Regions from separate parts of the Homo sapiens genome. Here region 1 is linked to region 2. A link is an interaction called in ENCODE POLR2A ChIA-PET data of the cell type or tissue named here. Cell type or tissue: HepG2. All regions are shown on one strand. Each heading gives the region's core, and the rest is flanking DNA. Links, peaks and the distances in the headings are about the cores only.

Region 1 (2,921 bases), core at 313-2,812, 67 kb before region 2:
CTGGTGGCATAAAAGCCACTCTTCCTCCTCTCTCCTCATCCCACAATTTTTGAACATGTGTAAACAGCTCCTGAATAGTGAAGTGGCGTCTGCTAACCAGACAAGATCTGTGGCCTTTTCTACAAGAAGTTAACACTTTCCTCAGACCTACTAAAGTAGGGACTTAACAAGTAGTTCCTTCAAGGCCGAGTGCAGTGGCTCATGCCTATAATCTCAGCACTTCGGGAGACTGACCAGCCTGGCCAACATGGTGAAACCCCATCTCTACTAAAAATACAAAAATTAGCTGGGTGTGGTGGCGCACACCTGTAATCCCAGCTACTTGGGAGGCTGAGGCAGGAGAATCGCTTGAACCTGGGAGGCGGAGCTTGCAGTGAGCCGAGATCATGCCACTGCACTGGCAGCCTGGGTGACAGAGCGAGACTCCATTTCAAAAAAAAAAAAAAAAAAAAAAAAAAAGTAGTTCCTTCAATTCATTATCCAAGACAGAGTCCACAGACTATGAGCATTGTAACAGTTTCCCCCTCATGACAGAGATGAAGGGGCAGGGCAGCAGGAGGAAATTGAGGGGGAAGAAAAAAACTACAATTATTTGACAGATCACATTACCTACATGGGACATTTTCTATTTATATGATTTTCTTTTCTTAGTCATAAAAATAACTTCTCTATTTAAATACAGGCATCCTTTAAGACAATCAGGTGTAGCTTTTGTATTTTGTTAATTTTTGAGAAAGGACTCTATCAAGCATGGAACAGAGAGGCTTTAAAATTCCAACACCAAATCACACTCAGAATGTCATACAGAAATGTACTTAAAACTCTGCTGCCAGATCCATGTAACCTTAGATGCATAACTAACCAAAGATTTTAGATCTCATCGTATTCTTCTTGTCGTGGTATTTCCTGTTAAGTATTTTCTTGCTTCAAAATGACCGAAACTGACTCACTACTACTTGAGCTAGATTGATATTGACCATATAAAGACACCTTTATATTTCTTTTATTCATTCACTTATTCATGAAAAAAATCATTAATCAGATGCTGTGGGAAAGGCACGGTACTAAGAACTATGAGAGAGAAAATTATGAACACAGTACATACGCTACCCTCAAAGAGTTTACAGTTGGCCAGGTGCAGTGGCTCACGCCTGTAATCCCAGCACTTTGGGAGGCTGAGGCGGGCAGATCACGAGGTCAGGAGATCAAGACCATCCTGGCCAACATGGTGAAACCCCGTCTCTACTAAAAACACAAATACTAGCTGGGCGTGGTGGCACGTGCGTGTAATCCCAGCTACTTGTGAGGCTGAGGCAGGAGAATCACTTGAACCAGGGAGGCAGAGGTTGAGTGAGCCAGGATTGCGCCACTGCATTCCAGCATTCCAGCCTGGCAACAGCACGAGACTGTCTAAAAAAAAAAAAATAGTTTACAGTTTACTGAGTGAGTAGTGACAAGGACACAAGGATTGTGTGAAAGGTCCTTTAAAATACTATGTGAATAATTGGAGAGATACCATTCTTGCTACATCTTAAGTATTATATATGTTGCAATGTTTTCCCAGAGCTCCATTTCATTGAGCTACTAAATTTCACCTGAAAACAGGCCAAGGACAAAGCTCATGTATGCTCTTCTTACAGTTGTGCTATTCAGCTCTTTAGTTCCACATCAGGAATAGAACTGGAAGACTCACACTCATCACTGCAGAAGATGAAATAACTGTTTAACCTGGTCATGATGAACCATTTAGCTGAGATTCCCCAACCTTACACCAAGCCATTCTAAGATTTTTTTTTTTTTTTTTTGGTAGAGTCTCACTCTGTTGCCCAGGCTGGAGTACAGTGGAGGGATGTCGGCTCACTGCAACCTCCACTTCCTGGGTTCAAGTGATTTCTGTGCCTCACCCTCTTGAGTAGCTGGGATTACAGGTGCATGCCACCATGCCCGGCTAATTTTTGTATTTTTAGTAGACATGGGGTTTCACCATGTTAGCCAGGCTGGTCTCGAACTCTTGACCTCAAATGACGCGCCTGCCTTGGCCTCCCAAAGTGCTGGGATTACAGGCATGAGCCATGTGCCAGGCCCAAAGATTCTTTTGACCCTGTTGAGGAGAGGTATGAAAGGAGAGGTTTCTCATATCTATTGAGGTAGATTTAACTTAGAAATGTGTCCCTAGACAGGAGAAGGGTGATGAGTTCGAATGTAATATGCTTGATTTTGGTGATGACAAGAGGGAAGTACCGGAAAAGGAGAGAGATTGGAATCAACAATAATGTTGGTTTGGCAGGTCTGGAAGCCTTCGCTCTCCAGGTTGAGTTCATTCAGAAGAAACAATGTAGAACGTGTGCTCCAATGAGGAGACGTGTGAAGAGACACAGGTCAGGTCATCACCCCTGGTGAGACCCTCCAGGAGGCAACGCAGCAGACAAAGGTTAGAATTCTGATGCCAGTACTTGCTTCCTCTATGTCCTTGAGCAAGTTACTTAATGTCTGGGTTTCAGTTTCCTCATCTTTAGAATAATGATATTTGAGTTACGGTGAGAATTAAATGACATAATGAAAGTCATGGCATAAAGCAGGCGCTCAATACTGTCCTTTGATTAGTGCTTGTTGTTGCTGCACTAGAGGCTAAAATGGCGCTGTGAGCAGTCATCCCAGAGGTCTATCCAGCACAGGACCCAGACTCTGACCCACAGGGTGAGTCTGACTGGCCAGGATACCCCACTGAGGTCTTCGCCGCATACTCCTCTAGTGCCCTCACTCACTTGGTAGAAACTGTGAAATTAGTTTTGTGTTTGCTCCAAAGGACTAAGTTAGAACTGCTAAGTGGGAGCTGTGGTGAGGCAGATGTCAGCAAAATTTCAGAATGCTCTGTTGGGCATGGTGGCTCACACCTGTAGTCCCAGCTACTTGGTGGACTG
Region 2 (2,921 bases), core at 107-2,606:
GGTAGCCTACTATCAGGGAATCCCTTGAACAGTAGCATAGTGTTATGTTTAAGTGCTCAGACTCTGGAGCCAGACTGCCTAGTCTGGAACACCCTCTCTGCCTCTTTTCTAGCAGTGTGACCTTGGACAAACTATTTAACCTCTCTGGCCCTCTTCCTCCCCATTTATAAAAGGGAGTACCAAAATCTTCTTCAGAGTTGTTGTGAGGTTGAGTTAATAGGTGTAGAGCACTTCTATCAGTGCCTGACTTATTTTTTCTTTTCTTTCTTCTTTTTTTTTTTTTTTTTTTGAGTGGCGCAATCTCGACTCACTGCAACCTCGGCCTCTGGGGATCAAGCAGTTCTCCTGCCTCAGCCTTCTGGGTAGCTGAGATTACAGGCACCCACCACCATGCCCTGCTAATTTTTTGTATTTTCAGTAGAGATGGGGTTTCACCATGTTAGCCAGGCTGGTCTTGAACTCCTGACCTCAAGTGATCTGCCCGCCTCGGCCTCCCAAAGTGCTGGGATTACAGGCATGAACTACCGCACCCAGCCAATGCCTGACTTCTTATAGTAAATACTACATGATGTTGGTTATTATATGTCTACCAACATGATACAAGTAAGTGAAAGAAGGAAAATTGAATGTTCTTCCCAATAGATACGAGAAAGTACTCTGAAATTTTAGCATTCTTTCCTGGTAATAAGCTATCATAAGAATACATCCTGACTATGATGCCTATTTCAAATACATAAGGTAAAAGACTCAGGGCATTGCTGTTAGGGATGAAACAGTGCTCCATTTAATGTTGTTCCGACTGTCTAGTCATAGCCATAAGTCTTATGGAAATAAGAGGTAAAAATATTGGAAAAATTATTTCTGCTTGTTTGGATTTTCTATCTAAGAAACACAGGAGAATTATTGAAAACCCTTTAAAATCACTAGAATTCAGCAAGATAAAAATGAAAAAATAAAAATTAATAACTTTCTTCCATGTAATCAGTTAGAAAAATAGAAGGCGGGAGACAAAATATCTCATTCATAATTATTTCTTTTTATTCTATATAAAGACAGAGAAAAGGTCTCACTCACTATGTAGCCCGGGCTGGTCTGGAACTCCTGAGCTCAAGTGATCCTTCCATCTCAGTCTCCCAAAGTGCTAGGATTACAGGTGTGAGCCACCATGCCCAGCCTCATTCATAATTTATAAACTCTCTAAGAGTAACTGGTTGGGGCCAGAAATGGCTATGACCTATGTATTTTACAAAATGATGCGAGTGGTAAGATAAAAAATATTTGATACGTAGATATGCACATCATTTTATATACATTTCTTTCTTTTTTTTCTTTTTTGAGACAGGGTCTCACTCTACCGCCCATGTTGGAGTGCAGTGACGTAGCTCACTGAAGACTTGAACTCAAACTCCTGGGCTCAGATGATCCTCCCGCCTCAGCTTCCCAAGTAACTCGGACTACAGGCATGCATCACCACACTTGGCCAATTTTTTTCCACTTTTTTTTAGTGACAGGGTCTCACTCTGTTGCTCAGGCTGGTCTCAAACTCCTGGCCTCAAGTGATCCTCTGCTTTAGCTTCCCAAATAGCTGGGATTACAGGTGTGAGCCACTGTGCTCAGCTAAGACACAATATTATGTAATAAAATGTTTATTCTAGTTGTAATCCTAACAAGATTATTTGAGACTCAAGTGATTCCAAAAGTTATCTGGAATAATAAATAGATGAGAATAATCAAAGTAATTTTTTTAAAAAATTACAGTGGCTCATGCTGTAATCCCAGCATGTTAGGAGGCTGAGGCAGGTGGATTGCTTGAGCTCAGGAGTTTGAGACCAGCCTGGGCAATATGGCAAGAGCCTATATCTACTAAAAATACTTAAAAATACCTGGGCATTGGGCCAGGCATGGTGGCTCACACCTGTAATCTCAGCACTTTGGGAGGCTGAGGTGGACAGATCACCTGAGGTCAGGAGTTCGAGACCAGCCTACCCAACATGGTGAAACCCCATCTCTACCAAAAATACAAAAAATTAGCCGGGCGTGGTGGCGAGCGCCTATGAGCCCAGCTACTTGGGAGGCTGAGGCATTAGAATTGCTTGAACCCAGGAGGTAGAGGTTGCAGTGAGCCAAGACTGTGCCACTGCACTCCAGCCTGGGTGACAAGAGCGAAACTCCATCTCAAACCAACAACAGCAACAAAAACAGAGGCATGGTGGTGCACGTCTGTGGTCCCATCTACTTTGGGAAGTTGGGGTGGGAGGATTGCTTAACCCTGAGGTTGCGGAGGTTGCAGTGAGCTGAGATCGCACCACTGTACTCCATCCTCGGTGACAGAGTAAGACCCTGTCTCAAAAAAAAAAAAAAAAAAAATTGCTCTACCAGATGCTAAAATGTAATATTAAGATAAACTGTGTACTGGCCATAAAATTGATCAGAAAACAAAAAGAGAAAGAGTTAAGAGTTGCCAATTTAAACTTAAGAAGTCAAACATCTAATAAAAGGCAAAAGTAAAAATGGGAAGTATTTGTAACATGACTGAATTCTTCCTTAACTTAAATCTTATGTAACAAGAGGCCGACAGCCCTGGGGGAAAAAAATGAGCAAAGCATATGAACAAACCGTTCACATAAACACAGTCAGTTAGTACATGTGGAGAATGTTCCTCCTCACCATTTTTTAAAAATGTCAAATCGGCTAGACACGGTGGCTCACGCCTATAATCCCAGCACTTTGGGAGGCCAAGGCGGGTGGATCACGAGGTCAAGAGATCGAGACCATCCTGGCTAACACTGTGAAACCCCATCTCTACTAAAACTACAAAAAATTAGCCGGGCGTGGTGGCGGGCACCTGTAGTCCCAGCTACTTGGGAGGCTGAGGCAGGAGAATGGCGTGAACCCAGGAGGCGGAGCTTGCAGTGAGCTGA

The links. ChIA-PET counts read pairs that join two places held together with the same protein. Peaks named below come from ENCODE experiments on the same cell type or tissue, not always from the same donor. Only the 100,000 strongest peaks of a DNase experiment are listed, where the experiment ranks them.
Region 1: POLR2A ChIA-PET joins it to region 2 with 7 read pairs; 4 of 35 experiments call an interaction of 5 or more read pairs at or near these places.

The regions. Positions count from the first base shown.
Region 1 is chr12:64,816,945-64,819,865 of GRCh38, reverse strand. It overlaps a transcript of TBC1D30 not described here. Among named protein-coding and RNA genes, the nearest start is that of TBC1D30, 6.2 kb to the left of the region's middle. In HepG2, for the core only: no CTCF peak of the experiment used is centred there; a DNase peak (open chromatin) is centred at 1,455.
Region 2 is chr12:64,749,320-64,752,240 of GRCh38, reverse strand. The region is part of intron 2 of GNS (glucosamine (N-acetyl)-6-sulfatase); the gene reads left to right. Among named protein-coding and RNA genes, the nearest start is that of GNS, 8.6 kb to the left of the region's middle. In HepG2, for the core only: no CTCF peak of the experiment used is centred there; no DNase peak of the experiment used is centred there.